Regions from separate parts of the Homo sapiens genome. Here all the other regions are linked to region 1. A link is a contact called in ENCODE Hi-C or POLR2A ChIA-PET data. All regions are on one chromosome and are shown on one strand. Each heading gives the region's core, a stretch centred on a gene start or an enhancer-like site at or near the end of the contact. The rest is flanking DNA. Distances are from core to core; before and after follow the strand shown. Region 1 has its middle 310 kb from the start of MAF. Region 2 holds the start of CENPN (centromere protein N). Region 3 holds the start of CDYL2 (chromodomain Y like 2). Region 4 overlaps CDYL2 (chromodomain Y like 2). Region 5 has its middle 8.0 kb from the start of LINC01227.

The links. A loop is a pair of places that touch in the nucleus more often than their neighbours do. ChIA-PET counts read pairs that join two places held with the same protein, here RNA polymerase II (POLR2A). Pooled maps may share reads with other maps.
Region 2: a loop to region 1 is called in a map of CD4-positive, alpha-beta memory T cell, with 6 times the contacts of the local background. The contact joins the promoter of CENPN here to the enhancer-like site in region 1. A Hi-C loop is called at or near these places in 2 of 168 maps with a recorded cell type or tissue (CD4-positive, alpha-beta memory T cell and naive thymus-derived CD4-positive, alpha-beta T cell), 2 of 37 single-sample maps with no recorded cell type and 8 of 50 pooled maps.
Region 3: a map with no recorded cell type shows a loop between it and region 1 (2.6-fold over the local background). The contact joins the promoter of CDYL2 here to the enhancer-like site in region 1. A Hi-C loop is called at or near these places in 1 of 37 single-sample maps with no recorded cell type and 2 of 50 pooled maps. POLR2A ChIA-PET finds 5 or more read pairs at or near these places in 2 of 52 experiments (activated T-cell and activated naive CD4-positive, alpha-beta T cell).
Region 4: a pooled map shows a loop between it and region 1 (6-fold over the local background). The contact joins two enhancer-like sites. A Hi-C loop is called at or near these places in 1 of 37 single-sample maps with no recorded cell type and 2 of 50 pooled maps. POLR2A ChIA-PET finds 5 or more read pairs at or near these places in 1 of 52 experiments (activated CD8-positive, alpha-beta memory T cell).
Region 5: a pooled map shows a loop between it and region 1 (13-fold over the local background). The contact joins two enhancer-like sites. A Hi-C loop is called at or near these places in 1 of 168 maps with a recorded cell type or tissue (naive thymus-derived CD4-positive, alpha-beta T cell), 3 of 37 single-sample maps with no recorded cell type and 10 of 50 pooled maps.

What each region holds. Positions count from the first base shown.
Region 1 is chr16:79,285,515-79,289,750 of GRCh38, forward strand. It overlaps a transcript of MAF not described here. Among named protein-coding and RNA genes, the nearest start is that of MAF, 310 kb to the right of the region's middle. RefSeq lists an enhancer at 1,874-2,374. Within about 2 kb of position 1,762, at least 12 of the 41 ENCODE cell types and tissues checked have a DNase peak (open chromatin) inside an H3K27ac peak, as active enhancers do.
Region 2 is chr16:81,005,354-81,009,589 of GRCh38, forward strand. CENPN (centromere protein N) reads left to right here and starts at 1,861. Exons shown (of 11, transcript NM_001100624.3): 1 at 1,861-1,924. CMC2 (C-X9-C motif containing 2) reads right to left here and starts at 1,532. Exons shown (of 4, transcript NM_020188.5): 1 at 1,381-1,532. RefSeq lists a silencer at 1,270-1,639 and enhancers at 1,810-1,919, 2,230-2,369.
Region 3 is chr16:80,802,348-80,806,583 of GRCh38, forward strand. CDYL2 (chromodomain Y like 2) reads right to left here and starts at 2,251. Exons shown (of 7, transcript NM_152342.4): 1 at 1,803-2,251. The coding sequence starts at 1,826. RefSeq lists silencers at 1,032-1,181, 1,462-1,531, 2,142-2,451, 2,472-2,531.
Region 4 is chr16:80,674,516-80,678,751 of GRCh38, forward strand. All of the region lies in intron 2 of CDYL2 (chromodomain Y like 2), which reads right to left. Among named protein-coding and RNA genes, the nearest start is that of LINC01227, 100 kb to the left of the region's middle. Within about 2 kb of position 2,061, at least 3 of the 41 ENCODE cell types and tissues checked have a DNase peak (open chromatin) inside an H3K27ac peak, as active enhancers do.
Region 5 is chr16:80,578,737-80,582,972 of GRCh38, forward strand. No RefSeq gene overlaps it. Among named protein-coding and RNA genes, the nearest start is that of LINC01227, 8.0 kb to the left of the region's middle. RefSeq lists an enhancer at 1,441-1,930. Within about 2 kb of position 1,920, at least 3 of the 41 ENCODE cell types and tissues checked have a DNase peak (open chromatin) inside an H3K27ac peak, as active enhancers do.

The DNA.
Region 1 (4,236 bases), core at 512-3,011:
AAGGCTTGTGCAAAACGCAAGCTCCTGACTCCTCTCTAGAACCGCTGACTCTGAATTTCTGGGAGTGGGACTCTGGATGTTGCTTTTATAGGAAGTTTACCATGGTGATTCTGGTGGCCTCCAGGGGTGGGGAATCCATTACTCAGAAACCACCCTGAAATCCTGAAAGTGTGCTGCTCAGGAGCTGGATTCCGCAAGGCCAGAGGGCACCGCAGGACTCACCACCAAATGAGGGCACTGACGTCCTGCAGGAAGGCGGGAGGTGACTTCCCCAACGTGACCAGCGCACACTGAGGTCTGCACTGCCATTCTTTCCAGGAGCAATTCTGGTGCTCACAGAAGGGACCACTGTTCCTAAGGGCAGTGTGGCAAATTATTCCCACTGCACAACTGGCTGAGCCAAAGGGGCACCATCTCTGCCCCCATATTTAGGGACGATGACTCAGTACAGTTTGGGTTCTACAGCACGACAGTGTGTGTTTAAACCCTGGCCCTACCTCCCACTGGCTACTTCAGTTTACAGAGGAAATGATAACAGTTCCTACCTAATAAGTTTATTGAGAGATCAAATAAGATCAATATTGATAGGCATCTGGGTGATATGGGCCAACTAGTCAGCCCTTAATAAGCAGTAGCTAGCTGGTTTTTCTTTTAAAATACTTTTAAAATACTTTTTAAATACTTTTTTGTTTAAAAACCGTTTAGAATTTACAGCATTCCAAAGACTCTCCCCAGAAAGTCTATCTAGGTGAACAGGCAAGTTTGGTTTGGAAAATGAGGTGATGATGCAAAGTGAAGCCTACAGAAACTATGGAACCTTCTTAGAAAAGTCCTCTGTACTATCCTCTGCTAGAGAAGGAAGCTGAGGTCACCTGATATTGAAAAGTTGGCCCCACCATCAAGTAGCAGATAGTTTCATAGCATAAATTCACTGCCAACTACTTAGTGGGTTCTTGATACATTTGGCAGTATGCTGTTTCTCATCTTCACTCACACATTTATTTGCCACACCATTATCCTTGCATGCACACGTGTATATGTGCATGCACACTTGAACAATAATACTTCTTTCACTCACTTTTTTCAGCATAGGCAAAGACACATCTATTGAAATATCTATCCAGGCATACATACTGGTGCCTCACATAGATACAGAACTTGCTCAGAGCTACCCACAGACATTCCCACGCATCTTTAACAGGTGAAACAACCCAGACAGAGGCAAATGCCCACACGTCCACCCGTTCTCACATGGCCGTATCCACAGGCTCCCACACAACCCAGGACACAGCTTTGTGTGCCTCTGCACAAACACCCTCGTAGAGACACAACTGCACAAATGCACTCAACATGCCTCTTCCCCGCCTCCTCCCACACAAACGTATCGACGAGTTCTTGGAGTATGGCACAGACCTGACTCTCTGGCAAAAAACCAAAAAACAAACAGACAAAAAAACCCTTTGGAAACCCATTAAAAACCGAAGCCAGAAGTGAGCGTCCCCTTCGCGTTATGTCAGCAGGCTGCTGACTGTGGGAGCAGGGAGCATGAACACAAACGAACATTCCAGAATCAGCTTTGTTGTCCTCCACGTACTCTGCCTTCCTTTTTTTTTTTTTTTTTTCCTTCAGCAACAACAGAAATCTGTGAAATGACTGAGGGTGGTTAATTAAGCATTGCAGCCCATATTCCACTGCAGTTTCAATTGGATATGGTGTTCTCTTTCACTTCCTGTTATGCAGGATTGCGGCAGGCTGTTAGACACCTGCCACGCTCCCAGCCCAGCTGCTGTTCAGCTAGGGGCAGAGAGGAAGCACTCCCGGGCCCTCGGCCTTGAGAGGGTCTCATTCTGCAAACCAGCCCCTTCCCGGTGAGGCGGGGGCTGGCGGGGGAGGCACAGCTGATGTGAGTCCACACTGGAAGCTTGAGGACCAGCAGCTGGCGGTAAAGACCTTAGTCCATTGTGAGGGTTGTGGCAGGAGGCCAAGTGTTTTCCCCCAAACCCCCAAACCCTGAGTCCTGCCATGACCCACGTGTAATTAAAGCTGGAGTGTCTACGCAGGCCGGAAATCAGATGTTATTTTTTGGTTTGCCTGGATCCCTTAGCGTCAGGAATCAGACTGCATGCAGAAACATCCACTTGTTTGTTGAGCCATTTATTTGCTCATTCATTCATCCACTCATTCTTTCATTCACTCATTCATTTATTCACTCATTCATTCATTCACTCATTCTTTCATTCACTCATTCATTTATTCACCCATTCATTCACTCACTCATTCTTTCATTCACTCACTCATTCATTTATTCATCACCTTGGGAGAACCTCCTATGGGTTAGCTTCTCTGTGTTAGGCAGTCACCAAACAGACAAGGCACATTTTAATTTTAATAAAGCTAGCTAACCCTCCTCATCGTAGCTCCGATTTATTGAGAACCCATTATGTGCCAAACAACATGTGCCATACCAGTGAGCTCCAGCACCCTTTATTTAACAAAACTACTCCCAGTTCCTTGGGGATATTTTTCACTGCTTGTAATTACTCTGTTTTTATCAGAAAACAGAGAGGAAGGCATTGGAGGGAGGGCAGAGGGAGGGTGAAGGGGAAGCAGGGGAGGAGTGGACTCCAGGCTTCTTCAAGGAGATGATGACAGTGATGGATTAATGATGCTCACAAGTTCTTTGATGCTTCTGCCATCAAGAGGTGGGGTGTGTATCTCCTCCCCTTGAGCCTGGGCTGACCTGCTTTGACTAATAGTGTACAGTGAAAGTCACACCATCGCCATTTCTGATATTTCAAGGCAGTTTCTATTTCCTTTCTCTTGGAGATCTGAGTTGCTACATCCTAAGCCGGTTACATAAGAATCCCGAGGCTGCCATGCTGTGAGGAGGTCCAAGCTGCTACGTGGGGAGGCCATGTGGACAGAGAGTGAGCTGCCTATTCAGCCCCCAGCCCTTGGGAGTCATCACAGTTTAGCTCCATACATCACTGAACAAAGCAAAGTCACCTCTGCTGAGCCCTGTGTGAATTCCTGACACGTGAAATTTTGAGATACAGTAATAATCAATTATTTTAAACCATTAAGTTTTGGGAAGGTGTTGTTATATAGAAATAGATAATAAGCTTATTGACTGAGTAGTGGAATCTTACAGGTGAGTGAATTAGGTAAACATGAGGAAAGGAAGGACATTCCAGGTGGAAGAGAATAAGCAGTGTGTTGTTTGTTTGTTTTTTGAGATAGGGTCTCGCTGTGTCACCCAGGCTGGAGTATAGTGGTGCCATCTCAGCTCACTGCAACCTCCTCCTCCCAGGTTCAAGCAATTCTCCTGCCTCAGCCTCCTGAGTAGCTGGGATCACAGGCACGCACCACCATGCCCAGCTAATTTTTCTATTTTTAGTAGAGATGGGGTTTCACCATGTTGGCCAGGCTGGTCTTAAACTCCTAACCTCAGGTGATCCACCCGCCTCGGCCTCCCAAAGTGTTGGGATTACAGGCGTAAGCCACTGCACCCAGCCTGTTTGTTTGTTAAAGGAGACAGAGAAGCAAAGATACCTGCTGAGATCTCTAAGTGGTTTGGTCTTAGTGAAGTATGAGGCCATGCAAGGACTTGTATTCCAAGCTAAGAAAATGTCACTCGATTCTCAAGATTGTGGAGAAACACTGTAGGGATTTCAAGCAGGGAGTGGCACGGTGTGACTGGTGTTTCAAAAGTGCTCTGGCAGCAGAGTGGCGGGAGCCCACAAAGGAGGTGATGGAAGACTGGGGCAGGCAAGAGCAGTGTTTCTGGGATGGCGGGAGGTAGAGAGGAGATGGGGGAAATCATTATGAGGTTAAATTGGTGGGTCTCAGGGAAGGCCTGGAGTGGCAGTGGGGAGAAGATGGAATTGTGAAGGGGGACACCTAGATGTCTCACCTGGGGGACTGTTTGGCTACCCACCGTGAGAGAAGGCAGAGGAAGCAGGTTTTTGGGGTTGGGAGGAGAAGCTGAGAGTACTTGATTAATTCGCAGAACATTTATAGGCTTCTAGGCTATTCTGGCACCTGTGCCTTATACTACGGGCGGATGAGTGTGTCATGGCTGTGACCATCAGACAAGACCTTCCACTGTGGCCATATGGTTATCATGACAGCTTTGCAAAGCAGCCTGAATGGGGCACTTGTTGACCATTTTAGGGATGTGGAAACTGTGGCTGAGAGAAGTCAAATCATTCTTCCAAGGTGTCACAACTCATGAGA
Region 2 (4,236 bases), core at 611-3,110, 1.7 Mb after region 1:
GTGAGCCGAGATCGCGCCACTGCACTCCAGCCTGGGCGACAAAACAAGACGCCGTCTCAAAATAAAATTTAAATATATATATATATAAATAAATAACATAAAACATTTTTAAGGCCTACATTTCGGCCCTGGTATTAAAGAATTATTTTTCAACTTTTCAAGCTATGAGCCATACTGCAGCAGAGGTCGCAGACACGGTCGGGGACGGCCTCCCCTGCCCACTTCCACTTATCACAGGACCAGTTCTAAACCGATACCACTAAGAAAGCGACTGGCGCTGGCACTGTAGACCCCATGCCAGGCTGCTTCTGGGAGGGACCCGGGGGTGCTGCCTAGGGAGAAGGGCTTAACTACTCTGACTTCCACCGAAGAGTTTCTCAGAGAATGCGCCCTCGCAGCTTTCCCTGAATAAACATTACCAGGACTTACAAGGTGCCTAGCACTCTGCCAGAATCATGTGAATTTCAGAGGAAAATACTCGTTCACACATCTCAAGGAACGCACAGGCTCGTGAGGGAGCATTCTTGCCAATGCACATGGTAAATGCCCAATCGATGTTCGCGGAATGTCAGAAACTGACAACTAGTTCAGGCCTCAACGCAGTAGGAAAAGGATGAAAAAGAAACTCATTTTAAATCAACTAAACAAGTGCAAAAGCCATACATATAAAGGAGAGGAGATACGAATGGCATCACAACATAATTCCTTTGCCATCGAAAACTTCCATGCCTTTGAGGTTTTAAATGAAGACTTCCAAAACTGATTTACTTAAGACTCTACGTAAAACGCCTGATCTTTAAACGCAAGAAAAGCAAGATGAATGTATTACTTTCCTGGAAAAAAAAAGCATTAAAGGAGAAAAAAGAGTAAAGTGTACTGATGGGGCTCTTGGTGGGTTCTCACATCACAGGGCACTGCAGCTGAGACTTGCTTGAACGGCCCCCGTTTTCTACCCGCAAATTCTCAATTGCTAGATAAACAACAATAACAACACTTTATTGGGCGCTCATCGTGTCAAACCCTGTGTTGAGGGCTCCATTCCTCAAGGTCCATTTTACCGGCGAGGAAGCCCCGGCTCCGGGAGGGGAGGAGCGCGCCCAAGGTCACCAGCCAGTTGAGTGAGTGGCGGGCGGATCCCAACCCCGAGCGACGCCCACGGCCTGTCTCGGCCACCAGCGTGTTCCAGCGAGCGCCCAGCCACCTCGCTCGCAGCCTCCCCAGCGCAGCAGCCCGGCTGTGGGCCTGCGGCAGCCGGGTCTTCCTGGTCCCCACCTCCTGGGGCCGACGGGCGGCAGGAAGGGGCTCGGCGGGACGCGCCATCAGGGACCTGAGGAGGAACAACGGAACGCGTTCGGAACGGCCTGGACTCCCGAGACTCACCCGACTCGTGGCCACACCGGGAGAACTGAAGCGGCAGTAGCCGGCGGAGACGCCCGACCCGAAGGCCGGCTGCTAGGGAGCAGACAGCTGAACCGCTTGCCAGACGCCGAAACCCAGTGACGCCCTCCACCGCTCCACCGTGCTCCCGGCTCCTCGCCCCCGCCGCCCGCGGGCCCCAAGGCGCATGCGCCGCCTGTCCTGGAGGGGCCCATTTCCGTCCGTCGTGGGGGGAGGCACAGTGAGTCCACTGGGGCACGGCAGCGTCTAAGCCACAAGCCGAGCACATAAGCCAGGTCCTAACGGAGCCTATGTGTAAGTCCACTACTGGTGCAAGGTTGCACACTTCTAAGAAGAGCGGCGTGGGGGGCTCGGCGACCTTCGCTTCAGTCGCTCCCCCGTGCAGTCCCCTGTGCCCAAGACACAGCCTGATGCTTGTGCTCCGGTGGGCGGAGCTTGGAGGCGGCGGGAACTGCAATTGGTGGCTTTGAAGGCGCGGCGAGCGGGAACAGCTCTTGAGGAGTGAGACTGCAGGAGATGTGGGCCGGTAAGAGAGCCCCGGGCGGCACTGGATCGGGCCCCGGAGGGTGTGGGGCCTTGAGGAAGCCAGATCCCAGGCCTCGGGGGTGGCTTTTTCGCAATTGTCGCACGTTGTGAGGCGCAGGATTGGCGCTGGGTCTCGGGCTCGGGGCGAGGAACTACGGTTCGGGCCGAGGTGAGGGGGCGGTGGCGCTGTGCCGGCTGTGACGTCACCTCGCCCGCGGTGGGGCGGGTGGAGCCTTTCGTAGGCTCGCGACTGCGTCAGGGGAGGGCCGTGTGGTCATGTGACCAGGGGCTCCGCTCTACGATCCTGGGGTTGCTTCCTTTCCCAGAGTTGGGGTTTTGCTTTTCTGTCACCTCGGCTTCCGTCGTTTTTTGTCCCTGTACCCTCTTGCGTTGCTCCTCGCATTGCCTGTTGGAGCGCAGCAGAGGTGTGTGGCTACGGGAACGTTACTTAAAATGGATCTTTTTGATCATGCGTTCCACAGATCTTGAGCATCTACTGTATGTCAGACACTAAAACGCTAGGAAGTATAAAGAAAGTTTTAAAATGGGGCCAGGCGCGGTAGTTTACGCCTGTAATCCCAACACTTTGGGAGACCGACGTGGGCGGATCACCTTAGGTCAGGAGTTCGAGACCAGCCTGGCCAACATGGTGAAACCCCGTCTCTACTAAAAATACAAAAATTAACCGGACGTGGTATCGGGTGCCTGTAATCCCAGCTATTTGGGAGGCTGAGGCAGGAGAAGCGCATGAACCCGGGAGGCGGAGGTTGCAGTGACCCGAGATCGCGCCACTGCACTGCACCCTGGGCGACAAAGCGAGACTGTGTCTCCGAAACAACAAAAAAAGGAAAGTTTAAAAATGGTCACGGGGTAAACGTTTACTAAAGGGATTTCCGTCTTAATTGGTGAGACTGAGGGCGCTCTACCAAATTTCTTTAGACTGGCGTTCTGCAAACTTTACCCGGAATAAATCATCTGACGTACTTTTTAAAAGATGCTAAATCTCAAGCCCTCCGTGCGCCCTCCTCACAGTTTAATTTGATAGGGCCCAGGAATCTTCATTTTAACGGGTAGCCTCGTCTGTGGGTTTTTTTGTTTGTTTTTTGTTTTTTTGAGACGGAGTCTTGCTTTGTCGCCCATGTTGGAGGGCAGTGGCACGTTCTCGGCTCACTGCAACCTCCTCCTCCCGGATTCAGGCTGTTCTCTTGCCTCAGCCTCCCGAGTAGCTGGGACTAGAGGTGTGCGTCACGACACCCGGCTAATTTTTGTATTTCTAGTAGAGACGGAGTTTCACCATGTTGGCCTGGGTGGTCTTGAACGACTGACCTCAAGTGATACACCACGCCCGGCGCGCTCCCGGCCCCTCGCCCGTGTTCTTAATGGGAGAGGTGTTGATTTGATGTTTCACTGACTGTTGAACCCCAAACCACCCAGGTTGTCTCCTCAGGCATTCATTCCACAAGTATTTATCAAAGACACATTAGACTGTTCTTGGCCTGATTAGACTTACTGACTATAGTGAGGCAGTTCTGGTCTAGGAGTATAGCTGTGAATAAAAACATCGTCCTGCCCTGGAGCTCAATTTTAGAAACAAGAAAAGTTAAAAAGATAATTTCAGATAGTTCTGTAAAGACAATTAGCAGTGGATGGCCTGGTGCAGAGGCTCACGCCTGTAATCCCAGTACTTTGGGAGGCCGAGGCGGGAGGATCACTTGAGCTTGGGAGTTCAAGACCAGCCTGACCAACATGGTGAAACCCCATCTTTACTAAAAGTAGAAAAATTAGTTGGGTGTCATGGTGCACACCTGTAATCCCAGATACTCGGGAGGCTGAGGCAGGAGAATCATTTGAATCTGGGAGGCAGAGGCTGCAGGAGGCTGCAGTGAGCAGAAATCCCACTACTACACTCTAATGTGGGTGACCCAGCAAGATTCCGTCTAAAAAAAAGGAAAAAAACAATTAGCAGTGGAGAGTGGGGAAGTAACTTTTGGTTGGGTGGTCAGGATAAGTCTGAGGAGAAACCATCTAAGCTAACACCAGAATTGCAAGAAGTCACTGGAGAGAACATGTGCAGGAAGAACCTTCTAGGCAGTTGTAACTGCAGGCACAATGGTCCTTCTCTAGAGATTATTTAAGAGACTAGTGTAGTTGGAGCTCAGAAAACCAAGGAGAGGGAAGCAGGGGCCACGCAACACGGGGCCTTGTAGACCATGGTGAAGGCTTTAGATGGTCCAGTAACTACACAAAGAAACAAATCCGACTCCTGTTTCATGATCCTGATTCTGTTCCTACGACCTTAATTCAGTTATTTTT
Region 3 (4,236 bases), core at 1,001-3,500, 1.5 Mb after region 1:
ACTTTCACCCCTAAACAATATCTACTTTTAGCCAATGTCCCCACAGTACTGGTTACACATAAGGAAACTCAATCAAACCTTCTATTTTACTGTGCTTCAATTTTCAATTTCAGAAATTGTTCCACCATCTTGAAACAGACCAAGGCGCTTGGGTGATCCATTGGCCACATTTGCCGAAGTTCTTCACAAGATCTCTATCCAACTTCACCTTGTCTCTTAGCATAGAGATGAGGACGGCCACAGGGTAGTGAAGAGGGCAACATACACCATTCTTTCAAGGAGCTCTAAGGTCTCCCACCCACCCCACCTGAACCTGCTGGCCGGCAGTCCAGGCCTGGGCCTCACCAACTCCAGAATCATTCACAAGAACATGGTCACACAGGAGACCTGTGCTCCTTTCTCCATTCTTCTTCTCTAACGCCAGTCAGCAAACCCACCACCTGAAAAAGCTTCAACTGCCCACGAGGGCCTAGAGGAAAGAGCTTCTTAGGAATCACCCCCTGCAGTCTGTCGTGGGTGGATCACCCTACAATGTCTTATGCAAAAGGCTAATTCTACCCCTTCTGGGTGCTTATCTCAATGGAGCCCCAAAGCCTTAAGAACCAGATGGCGTTAACCAATTTATGTTCCGGGAAGTGCAGGTCCAGGCTAACCCATGCGGCTGGTTTCACGGAGGCCCAGAAGGCCCTCTGGTTGAAGATGGCTGGTCTCTTAACTTCTTTATCCTGAACCTGGTCTTGGCGGCCAACACCTCTGAGGCCATTCCCTCTGGGGAGTGGTGGCTGGCTGTTCCTTGTGTTGTCCACTTGTGGAAAACCCAAAGCAGTAACAGTTGTGTTCCTAAGCCCTTGCTCCCCAAAGACCATGGGTGTTCCTCCATTGTTTGAAAGATGCCAGACTAATGTCTTCCTTCGCCACTTTTGGGAAGACATGAGAGTATCCAACGCTGGCCACTACTCATTAGGACCTGGAGCCAGGTATCCACTGAGGGTGACGAGAGTACTGGGCGCTGGGCTGGCATCTGTGTCCTATGTCCCCAACACCTCAGACTTCCACGTTCTCCTCCCACCCAGGGCCCTCCGCAGCGCCCCCTTTCGCCCCCAGGGAGCACGACACCCGCAAGGGCCACCCCCACGCCCGAGCCCGGAGGGCGTCCGAGCTGGTGCGGGGGCAGCAGGTGGGGGGTGAGGGAGGTGGCCCGGGGACCCCGGGGAGCGGTTTGGCGGTTGTCCCCCCGAACCCCCACCCAGCCTCCCCCTTCGCAGCCCCCCGGGACCCCGCCTCGCCCCGGCCAGGCTCCGCTCCGATCGCCCGCCCCCCTCCTCCCCCGCGCCCCCGGCCCAGCCGGGCCGCGCAACCCCCGCCCCACACCCCCGCCGGCCGCGGCGCGCCCCCCCGCATTCCCAGCACGTCCGGCGCCGACTTTTACCTGTACTTTCTGTACTCGAGGCGGCTCGTCGGGCGAGAAACACCTCCCCGGGACCGCTACCTCCCCCGCCCCGGCTCCGCCCGGCTTCCTCCTTCCCCTCCAAGGCCGCAAAGTAGATGGAGTAAGAGAGTGTGTGTGCGAGAGAAAGAGAAAGAGGGAGCGGGCGCGGGCGCCGCGGGAGGCGGCGGGCGGCGGGCGGCGGGCGGGAGGCGCGCCCGGCCCCCGCCACCCTCCGGCCGCCGCCGCCGCCGCCGCGGGCTCGGCAACTCCGGATTGCGCCCGGCCCCGGCCCCGGCCCGGTCCCCGCCGCCCGCCGCCGCCGCCCGCCGCCGCCCGCTGACTGGGGCCGGCCCGCGCCCCCGCGTCCCCGTACCTCGTAAAGGTCCCCAGAAGCCATGCCAGGCTGCGGAACTTGGCTCGCCGGTGTGCGCGTCTGCTCGCTCGCGCCCTCCGTGCGTGTGCGCGCGGGGTCCGGTGTGCGCGTGTGTGTGCGCGCGTGTGTGTGCGAGTGTGTGTGGTGTGTTGAGTAAACTGTGTTTTTGCAGAATGACAGGCTTGGGGGCTGCCTATGCGCAGAATCAGAGCGGGCGGCGGCGGGGCTGGCGTAACCGGCAGCAGCGGCGGCGGCGGCGGCGGCGGCACGAGCGCGGGCAGCAGCGACGGCCGCGCAGCGCGCCCGGGAGGCACGGACGCGGCCCGAGCGCCGCGGCCCCCGCGACCCGGCGACCCGGCGGCGGTGGCTGCAGCCGGCAACGGCTCGCCCCGGCGCCGCCTGCAGGAAGCCGCCCGGCGCCCGCCGCCGGCCCGGACGCTGCTGCCACTGGGCGAGTCCCCGCCCCCCGGGAGCCCGGCCCGGCCCCCGGGGCGGGGAGGCGGGGGCTGCTGCCCGGCCGCGCCCCGGGGGACCGGTCCCAGAGTCGACTAGCGCTCGGGCCCGCCCCGCCACCCCGGGCCGGCTTCGGGAGCAGCTGGCGGGGCCCCCGGGGGGCGGCGGGCCAGGTGCCCGCCGGGTGCGCCCGATCTGGGGCCGCGAAGGGGCGGCCGGGGAGCCAGGTAGAGGGCTGCGGCTGCAGACCTCAGGGAAGGGGCCCCAGCCGAGCCCCGCCGGCCCGGGGTCCCCACCTACCTCCTCCACCCTCGAGGGGAGTGGACGCCGCCTGGGAGACCTGGCCCCTCGGGGCTGCGCGGCCCCTCCCTCCAGGCTGGGTTGTAAGATGTGGAGGCCACAGGGAGGAAGGATGAAATGGCCCATCCAGAGGCACCATGGGGATCCAGGACAGGCGTGGCCACCCCATAAACCCTGGAAAGTCTTTAGAGCCAGGGGTGGCCTTCCCTCAACAACCCCTCTCCCCGAATTTATTCACTCATCCCTTACTCAAACATTTACCAAAGTCAACCCAAGTGCACAGTGTCCCTGGACAGGCAAAACTGGGACCCTGCCCAGAGACAGTTTGAATCCGCAAGTGAGGAGTGTAATGGAGCACTCAGTTGTTCTAAAAGGTCATCCTGCGTGTGACAGGCTGCGGAGCTGGAGGAGCTAGAGAAGCTCTCCAAAACCCAAATCCGTTCCTAAGCCATCTCTCATGGATAAATGGTCACCCCTCTGCTTAAAGGGTTCTCCTTATAAATATTTATGTATATAGTTACTTCAGAACCTGCAAGGTCAGACTTCTGAAATTGGAGGGAAGATCTTCATCCCCACCCATGAAATGCCTGCCTGGCTCCAGATGTGATGTATCATTAACTCACATGCTCCCTGGATCATTTTCTACTTGGGAGGCTGTGGGCAGGTCACCGAACCCTGATGGGAGATGGTGATAGTCACCTAAGTGATTTAAATAGAATTAAGGAGAGGATCTACGTATACATGAAGTGACCTGTCCATCCCAGCAGAACTCAATAAAGGTGATTTGTATCTGAGTCTCAACCTGGACTGCCCTCATGGAGAGTGAGATGGCAGAGGGGCTCGATAAATTGTTTAATCCTGAGGTTGTCAAACTTTGAAAAGTCACCAAATTTTTTAATCCAAAAAAAAAAAAAAAAAAAAAAAACTCCATGGAACCTGAAGCATGTCTGGCTCATTCCAGGACACATGGATTTGCATTTGCTGTTCCCCCTGCCTAGAATGTCCTTCCACATTGAATCCATCTGGAACATTCTTGTTCTTCGTATAGGGGCTTGTTTATCTTTGTATCGCAAGCATCTTCCACTGTTCCTGAGAGAGAGTAGGTACACAGTGATTGTTTTTCGAACTATGCCAATATAACAAATTTTATACCAATTTCTAGTTAAAATCCCGCATGAAGATAAGGAAAAAATGGTGAGGATAAGGAATTAATAAATCAGAAAGCATATTTGGCTTAGAAACTGTTGAAATTGTTATAGAACTTCTCTCTTCATATTGATATTTTCCCGGTGGTCATGGTTTTAAATAATAACAGTAATAATAAGCAGTTCTCTATCTGTAGGTAGCTAAACAAATTTTAATGAGTCTTAATTTGTACTCACGAATAAATGCACCACCATAGCATGAGGATGTAATTTGGAAGAAGACAAGAAGGAAACTGGGCTTGGAAATAATATACTAAGCCAAATTTGAATATATAATCAGTAGTTTTACAAAAACACCAAAAGCTTGACTTGTACTGGCCAAGTACTCCCTGAGAATGTGAGTGCAGTTTGAAAAACCCTAGTCTAGACAACAGTTGTTTACAGAGTTCACAGAAGAGGATACTTAGTGTGGATGACCATGCTCAGGAAATGTTTTAGGACTGAAATGGATCTTGAAGACTCATAGAAAAGGAAGG
Region 4 (4,236 bases), core at 811-3,310, 1.4 Mb after region 1:
AGTGTGACTTGCAGAGTTGTGCAACTGTCCCCATAATCTAATTCCAGAACATTTTCATTGCTCAAAATGAAATGCCGTACCCATTAGCAGTCATTCCCCACTCCCTCCTCCCCTTAGCCCCTGGCAACGGCTAATCTACTTTCTGTCTCTACAGATTCACCTATTCTGGACATTTGACATAAGTGGAATCATATCATATGTGGTTTTGAGGTTCATCCACGTTGCCGCATATGTCCACTATTCATTGCTCTTTATGACTGAATAACATCCGTCGTCTGGGAAGACGACATTTTGTTTATCCATTCATCAGTTGGTGAAGATCTTTGTCCTTTTTTTGCCATTTCTTCTAGCATTGAAATAAACTTTGACAATTGAGGGAGTCCCCTTTACAATGCATAGATGTGCAGGTGTGTGTGTATATATGATGTGTGCATGAGTGTGTGATGTGTACATCTGTGATGTGAATATGTGCATGTGTATGTACATGCATACATGTGTGTGTGTTTTAATCTAAGGCCCTAAGGAAAATCACCAGGACCAGAGGTTCCACCTCCCTGGAATGCCAAGTCAGCATCTCTGATACTACTGAAGATGCCTCAAAGGCAGGCCCAGGGGTGTTGGCCAGAACAATGCCCTTGGCATCTGGGAAAGGTCTGTTGGCTTCAACCTGAATCCCTGAAGTACCTTTCTTCATTTACAAAACTGGTCACAGACCCCCAACAGCTTCAGCATCCCCAGACCCGGCACCACACCCTAATTCCTTCTCTCAGTGCTGTGTCTTACCCTTGCTGAGCCTCAGCTTCCCCATCTATAAACAAGGTTGATCCCAGGTAACCTTGTTATGTTGCTATGTTGTTAAACTGCTCCATCAGAGAACCACTGAGGAAATTAAATCACATTTAGTAGATCAAATACAAAGAGCTAGGCGTTACCTGCAGTAAGACCTCAAGAAATGTTAGCTACTATTGCTACCATCACCACCACCACCACCGCTGCCACCATTATCATCATCATTCATGAAGACTGGCTGCTTTGTGTGAGGAGTCAGGGTGGAGGAAGGCCCTGGGATCCACCTCAATGGGGAGAGTGGCTTTTCACCGACATTAGGAGGTGAAGTTTTATTATTGTTTTGGAACCCTCAACAGGGAGAGCGGCTTTTCACCGACATTAGGAGGTGAAGTTTTATTATTGTTTTGGAACCCTCAATAAGGAGAGCGGCTTTTCACCGACATTAGGAGGTGAAGTTTTATTATTGTTTTGGAGCCCTCTACAGACACTGTACCCGCTTACTGCTTGCTCCTGGGGAGGATCGCTTCCACTCCCCCACTATACCCTTTTTGGAAGTCCCCTGATGGATAGCCATGAGCAAACAGTGCCTAAGACTTTCCTAAGGACATTGAGGGAGGAAAACGACAGCTGAGCAGGTAGGAAAAGCAATTAGTTGGTTTCTAAACCTTGACAGTGGTCAAGACTCCATCATCCTCTTCTGGGCACCAAAATCAAATCCAGAATTCAGGAGCCAAGCGGGGAGAATCGATTCTCCCCTTGGATCTGCCATAGGTCAAGTTGCTCCTGGTTAAAGAGTCGGATTTCCCATCACAGCCTGGCACTTTCCATGTGCATAGGGCGGTGGCCAAGTTGGACAGGGTCTTAACACCACCACATCAAAGGGTTTTAAGTTAGTTCATTAGCACACCTTCCTTACTTGCCACCCTGTGAAAGACAAAAGATTAAAAAACCCTCAAGTTTTTGTTGTTACTGACTTGGAAAAATCATCTGCTTTTAAAAATTGAAAAGGTTAGTGAAAGTGTGTTGGCCTGGGGGTGGGTACTTGAAGTGGGTCAGGAAGAACAGCTGGGCTCAGGGAAGTGGATACATGGATACCTGTGCTGACAAGAGGCTGCCCCGGGAACACCCTTCCTGACCTCTCAGTGGTTCACCAGATAGTGTGGGGCCACTGCCGATGACAGTCAGAGCCTTCCTGAACCAGTTTCCCTGGGCCTCTTCTGGGACAAGCTCCTCACCCAGAGAAGCAGTGGTGATTCTAAAGGCAATGAACTGGGGTCAAGTTCAGGGCAAGGAATGAGATGTTTCTGAAACAGTCGTAGTTTTGAGGAAGTATCAAGGGAACTATAATAAGCCCAGAAGGTTATTCAGGACTTTCACTACTGCATTCTGAAGTGAGATTGACTTGTAATTTGCATTTCTCCTCCTCTCTTTGTCTGGTTTGGAAATCCAGGTCATACTGACCTCGTCACAGGAGTTGGGAGTATTTTCCCATTTTCCTGTTCTCCATAATCATTTGGATAAGGGAGGGGTTATCTGCTCTAGAATGTGTGGTCAGATGATCTATTCTAGAACGTTTAGATTTGCCTGCAAAACCCTCTGGGCCTTGTGTTCCTCCTTTCTTACTTCTTCTGAGGACTTTTTAACAACCAATTCAATGTATTTTTTTTTTTTTTTTTTTTTTTTTGAGACAGAGTCTCGCTCTGTCGCCCAGGCTGGAGTGCAGTGGCACAATCACAGCTCACTGCAGCCTCCACCTCCTGGGCTCAAGTGATCCTCCCACCTCAGCTCCCTGGAAAGCTGGGACTACAGGCATGTGCCACCACACCTGGCTAATTTTTGTATTTTTTTGGAGAGACAGGGTTTCGCCATGTTGCCCAGGCTGGTCTTGAACTCCTGGGCTCAAGCTATCCACTGCCTCAGCCTCCCAAAGTGCTGGGATTACAGGCATGAGCCACCACTCCTGGCCCAATTTCTTTAATAGTTATTTCTCTCTTCAGGCTTTCTAGCCCTCCTTTAGGCTGTTTTGTTGAGTTGTATTTCTCTATGGAAGTGATGATGTTATCTAGGTTTTCAGATTGAGTGGCATGGAGTTAGTCACAGCGTTTCAGGCTCAGAAGCACCATACCCATCTATCAATAAACAAGGAGGTGTCGGCCAGGCGCAGTGGCGCACGCCTGGAATCCCAGCACTTTGGGAGGCTGAGGCGGGCGGACCACGAGGTCAGGAGATGAGACCATGCTGCCCAACACGGTGAAACCCCGTCTCTAATAAAAATACAAAAAAAATCAGCTGGGCATGGTGGCAGGCGCCTGTAGTCCCAGCTACTCGGGAGGCTGAGGCAGGAGAATGGCGTGAACTCAGGAGGCGGAGCTTGCAGTGAGCCAAGATTGCACCACTGCACTCCAGCCTGGGCGACAGAGCGAGACTCCATCTCAAAAAAATAAAAATAAAAATAAAAATAAATAAATAAATAACCAAAAAAGAGCCCACATTGCCAAGTCAATCCTAAGCCAAAAGAACAAAGCTGGAGGCATCACGCTACCTGACTTCAAACTATACTACAAGGCTACAGTAACCAAAACAGCATGGTACTGGTACCAAAACAGAGATATAGATCAATGGAACAGAACAGAGCCCTCAGAAATAACGTTGCATATCTACAACTATCTGATCTTTGACAAACCTGAGAAAAACAAGAAATGGGGAAAGGATTCCCTATTTAATAAATGGTGCTGGGAAAACTGGCTAGCCATATGTAGAAAGCTGAAACTGGATCCCTTCCTTACACCTTATACAAAAATCAATTCAAGATGGATTAAAGACTTAAACGCTAGACCTAAAACCATAAAAACCCTAGAAGAAAACCTAGGCATTACTATTCAGGACATAGGCACGGGCAAGGCCTTCATGTCTAAAACACCAAAAGCAATGGCAACAAAAGCCAAAATTGACAAATGGGATCTAATTAAACTAAAGAGCTTCTGTACAGCAAAAGAAACTACCATCAGAGTGAACAGGCAACCCACAAAATGGGAGAAAATTTTCGCAACCTACTCATCTGACAAAGGGCTAATATCCAGAATCTACGATGAACTCAAACAAATTTACAAGAGAAAAACAAACAACCCCATCAAAAAGTGGGCGAAGGACATGAACAGACACTTCTCAAAAGAAGACATTTATGCAGCCAAAAGACACATGAAAAAATGCTCACCACCACTGGCCATCAGAGAAATGCAAATCAAAACCACAATGAGATACCATCTCACACCAGTTAGAATGGCAATCATTAAAAAGTCAGGAAACAACAGGTGCTGGAGAGGATGTGGAGAAATAGGAACACTTTTACACTGTTGGTGGGACTGTAAAGTAGTTCAACCATTGTGGAAGTCAGTGTGGCGATTCCTCAGGGATCTAGAACTAGAAATACCATTTGACCTAGCCATC
Region 5 (4,236 bases), core at 670-3,169, 1.3 Mb after region 1:
TCTTTCTTTCTTTCTTTCTTTCTTCTTTCTTTCTTTCTTCTTTCCTTCTTCCTTCCTTTTCTTTTTTTTTTGAAGGTGTTTCACTCTTGTTGCCCAGACGGGAGTAGTACAATAGCATGATCTCGGCTCACTGTAACCTCCGCCTCCTGGGTTCAAGCGATTCTCCTGCCTCAGCCTCCCGAGTAGCAGGGATTACAGGCATGCACCACCATGCCTGGCTAATTTTGTATTTTTAGTAGAGATGGGGTTTCTCCATGTGGTCAGGGTGGTCTCGAGCTCCCGATCTGAGGTAATTCACCCACCCCAGCTTCCCAAAGTGCTGGGATTACACGCTTGAGCTACCTTGCCTGGCCAATTTCCCTATATTTCACAGGAGAGCAAGACTTACTAGATATCTTCCAGTCCCCAAGCCTCAGTTTCCCTATCTTTCACAGGGAAAAATTACGACTCAGAAAAATTCCAAGAGGGTTAAGTACAATGGCAAGCCAAGAGTGCCTAGCCCAGGGACATATGGTGACACTCAATCCATGTGGGTAGAACCAAGATGGAAACTAGAATCTGCAAGTCTCTATTCTGAGTCTCTCTTTCTCTCCTTCTTTTTTTAATAACTTCAACACACGTATTTAAACATTGCCTATGTGATCCCCAGCCCTATTATTAGTCCAGAGATAAAAACAGGGGTCAGAGCAATTGTAATCAAAAGCCATTTCTCTATCCCCGACCCTGGTGCTATGGTGTGAATTTTTGTGTTCCCCTAAAATTCCTATGTTGAAATGTAACTGCCAAGGTGATGGTATTAGGAGGCGGGGCCTTTACGAGTTGATTAGGTTATGAGGGCAAATCCACCATGAATGGAATCAGTGCCCTTATAAAATAGGCCTGAGAGAGCTCCCTGCTCCTTCCATCATGTGAGGACGCAGTGAGAAGGTGCCATCTGAGAAAGTAGGCTCTCACCAGACATAAAATCTACTGGTGCCTTGATCTTGGACTTCCCAGCCTCTAGAACTGTGAGCAATGGATTTCAGTGGCTTATAGGCTACCCAGTTTATGGTATTTTGTTATAGCGGCCTGGATGAATTAGTACTATCTCCTTCATTAATAATAATAATAATAATAGCTAAAAGCAATTGAGCACTTACTATGTACAGACATTGGGTTAAGACTTTACATAAATTATATAATTAAATCAATTACCAATGGTTTATATATATGTCAGAACCTAGGGTCATTTGATACAACAATAAAAATATAAAATAGCAACAGCAATACAAAAACTTTCCTTCTCTGACTTAATCTTCCCATTATCCCCACTATATGCTACCAGGGGCATCACACATCAGCTCAAGAACAAGCCCCTTTTAGGTATTCCATGGAGCCTGCCATATAGTCCTGCTCACCAGCTCCAGCGCCATCTCTCTGTGGAAGCGTCCATTGCTGTTCCCAAAGCCCCACTGCACTGCACTATGTCCTCTAGCTTGACGCCATCATGGGCTCCAACAACCACCCCTGGTGGGAAAGTACCTATCCCCACTCGGGCTACATCCTGTTTCCCTGGTTAAAAAACACCACGGCTCTGTGCTTGCAGCGCCTCACCAAGTTTTGATATGAAGCAGCTCTTTGGTTCTGTGCTCAGGTTTTACCATAGCTGCCTTGCTCTAGGGGGAGTTCAGTGGGGAAGCGCCTTCCTCAGATATGGACCTCTGTTCTTGCAGCAAGCTTTTGGCCTGGATTCAATCTTCCTTCAGAATGTTTCTTTCCCAGGAGACCCTGAGCAAAGAATCTCCATGAGGCCATCCCATCATCTTCTAGACAGGCCCAGGCATTTCTGACTCCTGCGGTGAACACAATAGTTTGTGCTTCCCAGCTGGGACTCACACTCAGAAGATCAAGCTTCTGGCCAGCCATGTAGCGACTCAAAGCTTGTGGTTGTCTTCTTAGTACTGGGTTGGTTTTGAAATGACTCATCCACAGCGTCTGGCTGCTTTTTGTGAGAAACTTTGTGCATTGTTGAGGCAAATGGTTAGCATGAGGGGTTCATCTCTGCTCATGATGATTGTTCAATACATGCTCAATGATTTAGACTAAATTTCACTCATGCATTCATCAAATATGTATGAGCTTCTGCTCTGTACACCCTACAATGGCCCTAGGATGGCATTTGGAGACACTGATGTGCAAAACATAGTCGCATAGCTGAAAGGGTCAGATATTCATTTATTCAAAAAATGGGCACAAAAATGTACAAAATGCAAAAAATATCTTCCCTTGTGGAACTTGCATTTGAGCATGAATAAGTACATGCAATGAAGTACCAAGTGGAGCTGCTATCAGAGAACTCTGGAAGAATACAACAGGGTGAAGAAGAGGAATGATTAATTCTATGTGGAGAGGGGAGGAGGATCAGGGAAGGCTCCTGGCGGTGGGGGAGAGGGGTGATCCCTGAGTGAAGTCTTGATAGAATAATAGGTATTAATAGGTTTTGAAGACAAGGACACAGTGTAAACAAAGGAATGGGACTGCTGGCTGGTAGGGGAAACCAAGAGTAGATTGTAGAAGTTGGAACATTGAGTACAGGGAGAAGAAGGAGTGGCATCATGAGAAGAGATGAGGTCTATGAAGACCTCAAAATGAGAACTTCTAGTCCGTGGTTCCCTAGGAAACTGAGCCCGAGGGTAAAGCTTTCCAGGGAGTGCAATCCCTGGGAAGTAGAAATGAGGGAAAGGGGGAGTAAGTAAGGGAGGCACTGGGAGCAAATAGAAGGATGTCATTACCCAACTGGTCATGACTTGGTGACAAGATGATCTCTTTGGCTTTACCAGGCATCTTTGCAGAGAACGTGAGAAAGATTGCATCTCTGAAACATCCATCTAAGCGAGGGAAGACAGGGGACTTTACACAAGGCTTCCATAAGGCATTGGTCAACATTTGCCCCATAGGTGATTAACTCCTGCACTTCTGATGTGTAAGCACTGGGCATGTGGGAACACCAGGTGGATCATGTAGTGTCTTGCACCTGGAGGAAGCCCCTGGGCAGGAGAAAAGAGGGCCATGCAGGCTCATGGCCGGAGAGACCCTAACAGTAACTGGGATTTGGAGCAACAGTAGAGGCATGCTCCTCCCTTTGTAATTCAGGCCCAGCTGACGAGCATTAACATCAACACAGACCTTAAGACTGACAGAAAAGACTCTTTAAGTCTGATAAGAAACATGTATATCTATTCTCTCTGAAGCCTACTACCTGGCTTCCCCACCTGCTGCCTCAACAACCTGGCTATAAAACTAGGGAACAATATAAGACGCTGCTAGGGCTGCCCCAGCTAGAAAGCAAGGCAAGTGCTCAGATACAGGATGGTATTTAAACTGAATCTGGTACAAAGCCTTCAATGGATTTTAATCTGTAGAGTAATGTATTCGAATTTGTGTTTTTAAAAGACCACTCCTGGATTTCTCAAAGAACTGAAAGTAGATCTGCTATTTGATCCAGCAATCCCACTACTGGGTATCTACTCAAAGGAAAAGAAATCATTATATAAAAATGATATCTGCTCATATGTTTATCACAGCACTATGCACAGTAGCAAAGATAGGGAATCAACCTAAATGTCCATCAACCAATGAGTGGATAAAGAAAATATGGCATGGATATACATATGTACGTATATACCATATAAAAGTGGTGTATACACACACACACACACACACACACCAAGGAAAACTACTCAGCCATTTAAAAAAAGAGTGAAATAATGTCTTTTGCAGCAACTTGGATGGGACTGGAGGCCATTATCCTAAGTGAAGTAACTCAGGAATGGGAAACCAAATACCGCATGTTCTCACTTATAAGTGGGAGCTAAGTTATAGGTACACAAAAGCATGCAGAGTGGTATAATCACATTAGAGACTCAGAAGGAGGAAGGGTGGGAGGGGGGTAAAGGATGAAAAAAAATCACCTTTTGGGCACAATGTAGTAGTGTGATGCGTACCCAAGTACTCATCACACTACTCAGGAGATGATTACACTAAAAGCCCAGACTTTACTACTGTATAATTCGTCCACGTAACAAAAAACCACTTGTACCCCTAAAGCTATTAAAATAAAAACATTTAATAATAAAAAATTTTAAATTAATAAAAAGACCACCCCAGCTGCAGAGTAAAGAATGGGTTTCGAGTTTCCCAAAGAGTGCTCCATGCACCAATGGAGATATTTCAAAGTATTTTATGTCTTTATGTTGT